Linked DNA regions of Homo sapiens: region 2 is linked to region 1. A link is an interaction called in ENCODE POLR2A ChIA-PET data of the cell type or tissue named here. Cell type or tissue: CD4-positive, alpha-beta T cell. All regions are shown on one strand.

The links. Peaks named below come from ENCODE experiments on the same cell type or tissue, not always from the same donor. Only the 100,000 strongest peaks of a DNase experiment are listed, where the experiment ranks them.
Region 2: POLR2A ChIA-PET joins it to region 1 with 6 read pairs; 5 of 35 experiments call an interaction of 5 or more read pairs at or near these places.

What each region holds. Positions count from the first base shown.
Region 1 is chr1:168,360,852-168,365,851 of GRCh38, forward strand. No RefSeq gene overlaps it. Among named protein-coding and RNA genes, the nearest start is that of MIR557, 12 kb to the right of the region's middle. In CD4-positive, alpha-beta T cell, no CTCF peak of the experiment used is centred here; a DNase peak (open chromatin) is centred at 2,340.
Region 2 is chr1:168,418,808-168,423,807 of GRCh38, forward strand. LOC125312414 (a long non-coding RNA gene) reads right to left here. Exons shown (of 8, transcript NR_176090.1): 5 at 3,323-3,397. LOC100505918 (a long non-coding RNA gene) reads right to left here and starts at 3,849. Exons shown (of 5, transcript NR_176059.1): 1 at 3,783-3,849; 2 at 3,323-3,397. In CD4-positive, alpha-beta T cell, no CTCF peak of the experiment used is centred here; a DNase peak (open chromatin) is centred at 2,774; H3K4me3 peaks cover 591 bases; H3K27ac peaks cover 2,179 bases.

The DNA.
Region 1 (5,000 bases):
GAGAAATCACAGAGAGCGACAGGCAGATAAGCAAGTTATGACACAGATAACATTCAAATACCCATTTCTTAAAGAGATTATGCATATTTGAAATAGACGGAGGGATAAATTCCTACAGGAAGAACATATAAGAAATTAACATCATTCTACTTTTTAAAACAGAGCAACTAATTTGTAAGCTGAGGGACATCTGTGGATACAATGTATTGTCATTTCTGCCTGACATTCAGGAATGTGCATTCTGGCTATCTTGGTGGAGAAGAGTGTATAATATATGACTGGATGCTATTGTTGTCAGATGTACCCAGATTTGTTGAAACAAACAACATCCATTCTCAGCCTGTGGGATGGTCTCTGGTTGAGGCAGAGGACTCTGTCCTGGACCTTGACTTTGTCCTGTTCAAGAATTTTATCCTTGACTCATATGAAGAAAGAATATAGAATGAGAACTGTTCGTGGGAAAAGATCTGGGAGCCAAAAGATACAGCAGCTACAGACAATGAGAGTTCAGAGGCAGGCAAGGTCTAGATTGAGTGTAAAGAACTTGCCTGTGTGCTGTTGGGTCTGAGTCTGGAGTCGGTGGCAGACTTACCATTTAAGGAAGACATTGAGAGTCAGGGCTGTGGTCAAAGCAGGTCTTCAAGGTGGTTACAACACTGGAAAGTGAGCATTGCACAAAATTATGGGGTGATTTATGGAAGGGTAGAGAAGAGAGAGTTTTATTCAGATCTTGGAAGATATTTTATATAGAAGTGTGACTGAGTAGTTCTGAGTGGCACCAAAGGCCAGAAATAGTTCTCCAAACCCACTCTTCTTCACTCTTCACTCTCTCAGTTTATAGCAACTCCATTCTAACAGGCCTTCCTCTGAGCATCCTACAAAAAGATCAGCCCATCACTCTTTTTTTCTCCTTACCCATCTCCCTACTGTGTTTTTCTTCATAGCACATGTTAGCACTAAATAACTCTGTGTACTTATTTTTAGGCAGCTTTTGAGAAGCAGTATAAGTTGGTGTATGATGCTAGGCTGTGGAGTCTGACTGCCTGGGTTCAAAGCCTAGTCCTGTTTCTTTCCTGTAACTTTAGGTACGTGTGTTAACCTCTCTGAACTCTATTTCCTCCTCTATGAAACAGGGGATAAGATAATAATTGTATCTACTTTGTAGGGTAGTGCAAGCACTAAATAAATTAATTCTTGCAAAGGACTTAGAAGAATTCCTCCCTAAGTACTCAGTAACCATAACTCAGGTGTTGACGAAGGGGCTGGTGGGTCCTTGATTGGGAGTGAGGTACAGTTTATCTCTGCTTTGGTTGGGATGTTGGACTGTCAAGATGCTCTGTAGTTTCTGAAGAGGGAAATGATCTTATAAAGTGACCAAGGTCATCACTGGGCAAGAAGTGCAACTGAGGAACTATTGAGTCCACTGACCTTATAAGGTGCCAGGTCAGACTCTTCTGGGTTTAAATAACAGAAATAGAATCTGGGGCTTGCAACTCCTTGGGAAGCTGAACAATCAGGCATGACAAGCATGCAGGAATTGTTACAGTAAGTAGCTAGTCAGGTGTGAGCAGGGCAGGAGGTGGATCTGCCTAATAATGTGGGGCAACCATCAGGTGATGATCAGGTGGTTTTCAACTGTCTCTCTAAAATAATAATTGGTCACAGCCAGTGCCAGGGAAAGGCAGTCTCCCTATAGATAGAAAAAACCTGAAACTGGTGATCAGTAGCTTCCTGATAAAATTTCAGGAGTTGGGCGAGTGAGCTCAAGCATGTGCATTAAGAGGCAAAATGGTGGAGTTTAACTTGTATATGACCTTCTGTGGGCATTGCACCGGAATGGGAAGAACGCCTCAAGTGAGCATGTGTAAAGACACTGACGTTCCCCTCCCAAGCACTAGCAGGCCATTACACATGCAGAAAACCCACCCCAAAGGAAGAAGCAGGGAGAAGGGATGCAAGACCCCAGAAGTATGCCAACATATAAAACTCCAAGCCAAAACATCAAATCCCACACTTGTCCTCCAAGACACTCGCTTAGCCCTCTTCCAAGTGTACTTTACTTTCTTTTCATTCCTGCTCTAAAGCTTTTTAATTAACTCTCACTCATGCTCTAAAATTTGCCTCAGTTTCTTCTTCTGCCTTATGTCCCTCAGTCAATTTTTTTCTTCTGAGGAGGCAAGAATTGAGGTTGCTTCAGACTTGTACACATTCGCTGCCGGTAACTCAGATACCCATCACTGAAAACAGAACCGGGTTGGCTCCTGTGGGTCATGAGGCAGGAAACCAAGGTGCTTTTTTTCATAACTCATAGCTTCATTGGACGACTACTCTCTAAGTCACTAGGTTGACTTATGGCTGAAAGAAATCTGTATCTGGCACCATCTGGTGTTTGAAGGAAAGGAAGTGCTGCTGTCAGCATTTGTTCCAACACTTCACCTTATCATGACACTAAGAAAACCTCAAGCTGGCAATGACATCCAAAGGGGTAGAAGCAGTTTTCTAAATGGTACTGGTATCCCTACTGGCATCTCTGGAAGAAAGAGTTCAGTTGGCTCCTGTAGTATGTAGGAGGCAGACTCTCTCTTACCAAGATTCACAAAAATGAGAAATTCTTCCAAATAGAATGTGGGTTTCTGTTATGGTTTGAATACGTCGCTTTCAAAATTCAAGTGGTGCCAATATGACAGTATTAGGCGATGGGAGCCTTTCAGAGGTGATTAGGCCATAAGGGCTCCTCTGTCATTCATGGGATCAAGGCACTTATTAAAGAGGCTTCTGCCAGCATTCAGTTGGCTTGCTAACCTGCTCTTCGGCTCTCTCTTGCCCTCCCACCTTCTGCCATGTGAGGTTGCAGCAAGAAGGTCCTCACCAGACCAAATACCAGGATTTTGATCTTGGACTTTCCAGTCTCCAGAACTGTGAGAAAATAAATTTCTGTTCTTTATAAATTACCAAGTCTCAGGTATTTAGTTTTAGCAGCACAAATGGACTAAGACAGTTAGTTGCTGGCCAGCTGGACAGTGTGGCAGAAGTCCCCTGTGTACTGCCCCACTTCCCCACCACATGAATGCTCATATTCCCATTGAGCTCCAGGTGTTGGGAGGACAGGCTTGCCCTGCAGATCTGGCTCATACTGTGGATTTGCGCTCAGTCCCCATTCAGCAGCTTCTCTTTTTGCTAGTTCTTCAACTCCCAGTTATGCTGGTTGGTGATATGTAATGTGTCACTTTGCTGGCACGAGATTATTTAGTTTTCATGGTAGCCTTAATAATCTTGTGACACCAATTACTGTTCTATAATGGTAAGAAAAATAATGGCTACCATGTTAAAAAATGTATCAGATACCAAGCATGGTACCTGGCTGTTTACATGTGATATTTCTTTTAATCTTCATTTCCTTGAGGAAGATATAATTTTTTCCATTTTGTAAGTGAGGAAACGGAGGTCAGTAATCATTAAGTAACTTTCCCAAGGTCCCAGAGCAAGGAAGAGTAGGAGCTTGGATTTCTAAGCCTTTGTCTGACTCCAGAGCCTGAGCTCTAAACACTGTACTATATTCTCCCATCATGCAGATGGGAAAAAGAAAGGTGAATTTCACCATTACCTTTGTAAAATGCCAATAGTAGATTCCTTAGGCTAGAGCTTGCTCTTCTCTAACTCACTGTAATGTTTACTTTTGAAGTAGAGAAACTCCGTAAGCATGAAACCAATGTAAGCTTGCCCTCCAGCACAGCCACATAGATACGCTCAAACCACACCAGGCAGACATAAGCCACCCAGTCAAGGTGGACTGTGAGAGGGGCAGGTGGCAGTGTCAGCTCTAATATCTTGTCCTGGCCACAGTCTTTCTTTCCCTACCTGGAAGAACATGCAATGCATTGCCCGCTTCCTTTCCCCTGTCTTGCTTGTCTTGGTTTTTCTCTTCTCCTCCCTTTCCCTCTCCCTCTCCTCTTCTCTCTTTTCTTCCCTTTTTTCTTCTCTCTCCCTCTTGCTTTCTTTCCTTTCTAGCTTAACAATATTCCCCACCTTATCCCCTGGAATTTTGCCCAGGTACTTTAGAAGAATCTCCCTCCTTTACTTCCTTTTCTTTTTTCCTCCTTTATCTCTTTTATTTGTTTAGTCCATTTGTAGACCATTTTTTAAATTATCATTGATAAATGCATGAATATTGCCATCAAAACATCAGTGGAAAGGAAAGTTCTATATCTGAGGGTGAAATTAGGCAACTGGTATAGTCAGGATCAAAAATCCTGGGAGTCATTTTAGAAAAGCCAGGTCTGGCGTGGTGCCTCACTCCTGTAAACCCAGCACTTTGGGAGGCTGAAGCGGGTGGGTCATTTGAGGTCAGGAGTTCGAGACCAGCCTGGCCAACACGGTGAAACTGAAAAAAAAAAAAACCAAAAAACAAAAATTAGCTGGGTGTGGTGGTGGGCTCCTGTAATCCTAGCTACTTGGGAGGCTGAGGCAGGAGAATCGTTTGAACCCAGGAGATGGAGAGTGCAGTGAGCTGAGATTGTGCCAGTGTACTCCAGCCTGGGTGACAGCGTGAGACTGTCTCAAATAAAAGAAAAAAAAAAAAGAAAATCCACACAAGTTTTTAGATACATCTGAATACAATTTTAATGAAAACTGCTTTTTTCTCAAGCACTGAAATGAGTAAAAACATTTAGTGATGGGCAGTCGGCTAAGACTGGGAAAGCAGAAAAATAATTAAATAAGAAAAAAATCATGCACTCAAAGAACTCCCTATCTAGTTTTACCCATTATTTAAAATCATCTTTGACATTCATTCCTAGTATCAGAGTTATTTGTCTCTCCCTACTAGGTGACTTTTCTTTCAACTACATTTTGGATGGGAATTTTTGCAGGTGGTTTTGGAACGCAGCCACCTTTTATAAAAACAATTCTATGGGAAAATGCATTTTTAAGTTCACAGAAATGGACTTGGACACGAGTGGAACACAATCCCTTTGTACATGAAGGCTGCTCTGTGAGCTTCA
Region 2 (5,000 bases), 58 kb after region 1:
GGTGGCTTAAACAACAGAAATGTATTCTCTCATAATTCTGACGGCTGAGAGCTGAATCAAGGTATTGGCAGGTGTTGTTTCCTCGGAGGCCTCTCTCCTTGGCTTATAGGTGGCCATCTTCACCACCTATGGGTATGTCTTCACATGGCCTTCCCTTTATGTGTATCTGTGTCTTAATCTGCTCTTGTAAGGATATCAGTCATGAGGGCCCCCCTTGATAACTTCATTTACCTTAGTTACCTCTTTTTTTTTTTCTTTCTGAGACAGAGTCTCACTCTATCACCCAGGCTGCTGTGCAGTGGCACCATTTCAGCTCACTGCAACCTCCTCCTCCTGGGTTCAAGTGATTCTCTTGCCTCAGCCTCCTGAGTAGCTGAGATTACAGGTGTGTGACACCATGCCCGGCTAATTTTTGTATTTTTAGTAGAGACGGGGTTTTGCCATGTTGGTCAGGTTGGTCTCGAACCCCTGACCTTGTGATTTGCCTGCCTCGGCCTCCCAAAGTGCCTACCTTAGTTACCTCTTTAAAGACCTTACCTCCATATACTGGGGGTTAGGACTTCAACATAGGAATTTTTGGGGGATACAATTCAGCCCAAGACAAAGTTCAGTATCATAAAATCATACTTACTATACCAAAGGGGTCTGGGCTAGTGGAGAAAACAGACTTTAAAAATCTATATTATTTTTACTGTGTGTCTTTAGGTAAAAGCATAAGCCTCAAGTCCTTATTAAACATGGAAAGATGTTTATTCTTGGTGCAAGAATGAAGGGTACTGTGCGACTTAGAGCAGACTCGAGAAAAGGTTAAGTGGATGGATTCTTAATTGTTCTTCTACCTTCCCCTACGTTTCCCCCTCACTCATTACAGTTAGGTATCAATATCTTCTTGCTGTAACCCTTCCATTAAAACCTGTTCTCACTATCTGCAACTTATTCATGCTATAATATGAATGTCCGACAACCACTTCAGGAGTTTTTTTCTGCTTAATGTTTTATTTTTCCAGAGACCCGAGCCTTAAGCCAAAGGAGTCATGCCTTAAAGGAATTTCAGAGATCAGTTAGGGGATGAAGAAAGTATTTCCTGAAATCCTTTTCAGTACCCTGGATATCACCCCACCCAGATAATTGCTTACTCACCCTTTTACAATGTCAGCCTTGATGATAACTCAGACGAAAGATGTACTTAATTAAAAATAAAGCCCAACACCAGAGAAAGATGTCTTGTAGACAAATTTTCTAGCCCTAGTGTTACCCACCTGTGTTGCTAATGATGGTATACTTTTTAATGTGAGTCAACACGTGCTGGCTCCCATTTTCAGTGTTCCTAGATTTTTATCTGCCTGCCTTATTTTCAGAGGAACTGGCCTAACATCTCATGAGTGTTGATACTATTAGAACTGACCAATATTTGGGTTGGTTGGGGGGTGGGGTGGGCCTGGGAGGCTGGCTTTCCTGTTGGTCTCTAGCCTGTAGAACTGTTGTTGTCGATCATGTAGAATGAAAACTCCAACTTTAATGGTGCTCATTACATCATTCACTGTCTGAAGAGCATGCACACTGTAAGTTACCACAAGAAATGATAGCCGAGGATGGAAGCCTGAATATATTTGATCTTCATGATTTCAGTGTCTGGAGTGATGACTAGATATCTTTGTACCACTTTCCTTTCTAGTGGCTGAAAAGGTGTCTGATTCAACAGAAAAGTCCTTCAAAGTTTATACAAAACAATTTGTCTCAGAGCTTCTTGATTATGTAAAGGCCTCTTTAGCTTTGAAATGAGAAAATAATCGGAATCTTCCTATTACATTCTGGGAAACATACTCAGAGACATAACAATTCAGGAGGAAAAAAGGACAAAATGCCTTCCCGTCTCACCAAAATTGAATTAAATAAGTGGAGCCTGGCAAAGGGCAGGCTTTATGTAGAAGTGATTTCCCCCTAGATCTAGAGATGACCTGATAGCCAAAGGTTGAGATTCATTTGATTAAAGCCTAAACTTCCATCTTTTATGTTATGAGTCTCTTTGAGATTTATAATCCTCATTTATAAAATGGGATTAATATTTTTACTTGTTAGTGTTACAACAAAATAAGATAATATAAGGTTTGTAAAGCACCAAGCACACAAATATTAGATTACTTTTCCTTGCCTTGGTAGCAAAACTCTCTAAAAAACTCACTTATTATGAACATGTTGAATTTGTTTGAAAAGTAGAAAGAGAATAGTAAGATGAACACAACTTAAGATGAACACACCTAGATTTAACAATTGTTAACATTTTACCATATTTACTTAATCTCTTTTTAGTTATTTTCTGAAGAATTTGAAGTAAATTACAGACATAACTTTATTTTAACTTGAAATATTTAACATGTGCCTTGAAAAATGAACATATTCCCCTATAACTACAGTATCACTTTAGTCTAACAAAACTGATAATAATTTCTCAACATCAGCTGATACTTAGTCTATATTGAAAATTTCCGGTGGTTTCCAAATGTCTTTCAAAGCTGATTTATTCAAGCAAGATCCTGATATGAGCATCTCATCAGGGAACTCTATTTTATCTCATTGCTGCCCACTAAGGGGGCCAACCTTGTTCTGTTGTTTACTAGTCAGCAGATCTGAAATTCCTCCGTAAGTCAGGCTAGGAACATACTTTAAGCTAACTCAATACACAAACTTAAAAAGATAAATTGTGCACAACAGCAAATGACTCATATGTTTTCAGGGACTGTTTGAAGACTTGAAGTTGTGGTCTTCCTTTTGGTACATCTCAGCGTGCAAGCATAGGTGCTTGAATGACAGGAAGATGATTAGTGATAGTGGGTTTGGGGTGATGCAAACAGGAAGAAAAACTCATTTACATGGGGAATCTAAAATAATTAAATGTACAGAAGCAGAAAGTAAAGTGGAAGTAGGAAGGGAAACTAAAATTCGGGGATCCCAGTGGAGGAGGTGGCTTTGCATGAGGATGGAATGGACTCATCAGTACCCCACATAGGTTTAACTTACCACTTATCATGGCTCAGTGGAAAGGCACAGATCTGGGTCCAGATCCCAGCTCCACTCTTCTAGCTGCATGACCTTGGGAAAATTACTATACATTTCATACTTTAGTTTTGTTTTTTCTTCTGTGTTGTGCTAATACTTTTGTCTACTTTCCATAGATGTTGAAGAGATTATAGCAGGTGAACATAGAGTTCTAGTTATATAGTAACCGCACATAAAAAGTATCTATCTATCTATCTATCTATCTATCTATCTATCTATCTATCAATCATCTATCTTCATTATTATTATTATTACAATACTTTACCTCCTATGGTGGTTGGTGCTTCCAGCTCTATTGATGAATGCATCCCACACACAATTGTGCTCAAAATGTCATGACCTAAAGTGAAATAAATACAGGAGACATAGAGACTTATCATAGGATAGGGGTTTTTTGTCATATTTCAAGCAAAGCAGTTCTCCCCTGATCCCTGTCCATCTCCTAACCCTCTTGGTCCATATGGAGGTACTGCAGCTCAAGGTCACAAGGCTATCCATGGCTGAAGCCTCTCTCTAACTCCCAGATGCCAAGACCTTGCAAAGCTCTGCCTCCTGCTGGCCCTACTTCCCAAGGTCAGTCCTGGACCTAGCCCGGTGGCCAGAGGGTCTTATAAGCACCCTCAGCTCAGCTCCAAAGAGAAAACTATCTCTCCCAACTACCTTGGTGGCCAAATTATCCTTTTCTAAAGCAGCTTTATTCCTATAGAATTTAGAAAGCAAAATACTTTTGTTTTCCCAGGAGAGAGGTTTTCACAACAGTGTTTGGCAGGTACTTGTCATTGCTCAAGGGTTGCTAGGAGACAAATGAAGGCTGGCTTAAGACAGTTGCAAAGCATGGAATTCTACTCTCTAGAACTGCAGTCTTGATTTCAAATTTTAGCTTGCATCTGAATCACCTGGGGGTAGTTAAGATTCAGGTTCCTGGGTCTCTGGGTCTGGGATAGCTTGTGTTTCTAATAAACCTTCTAGTATAGATGACCCAGGGATCAGGATCACACTTGGAGAAACATGGAAGCAAGTCAACTTGCCTAACAGTGAGTCTGTGGAAGTACCTCTCTGGCAATTGGTTTTCAGTGAATTGATTAAGAGCTGGGAAACATTTTCCTAAAGAAAATAGGGTCTTTTCAGCATGATTTCAGGGATATAGATCTCCACAGTCATTTATCAGTGCTGGAGTGGTGTTCGGGATTCTTTGCCTTTATTATCAAAAGCTTCTGTAGCCTGTTATCATTGACCTGATCATTGACCAGGTAGCCAGGAGAGGGAAGGAGGAGCTTTCTAGGCCATGGAACGTCACGTGAAAGGCCTGTGAAGGGAAACATATGAAGAGCTGAAGGATCTGAAAGGTATTCAGCAGGTAAATTAATATGATTTGGTGCTAGATTGGCTTTGGGGAATAGCATGGAAAAGATGATGCCCATGATGGGTTCTGGTTTCTGCTTATCCACCTGGTTGGTATCATTCAGGAAGTTAGGAAACACTAGGAGAAGAGTCTTGTCTTTTTTTATTGTTTCTTTGTCTGGAGGATTGGGAGATGGAAATGAGGATTTGGTTTTGGACCTGATTAATCTGAGATGCTTTTGAGATATCTAACGGAGATGATAAGTAGGCAGCTGGGCTGATGGGCATGGGGCTGGAAGGCATCTGGGTTCGACACAGAAAACTATGGGTCATGTGGGAATTGGTGGTTATGGAAGCTGTGGGTATGGGTGAAAATTTCCAGGGATAGTGTAGAGGGAGAATCATTGAGTTCTAATGATTGACCCTGAGGAATCTTAACAAGTAAAGTACAGGGAGAAGGGGAGGAGCCAGCGAAAGGAAGCCTGAGGGAAGCTAATTTTTCTCAAGTGAAAAGTTTAGGCATTAAAAGTCAACTGGAGGGGCCGGGCACAGTGGCTTATGCCTATAATGCCAGCACTTTGGGAGGCAGAGGCGGGAGGATC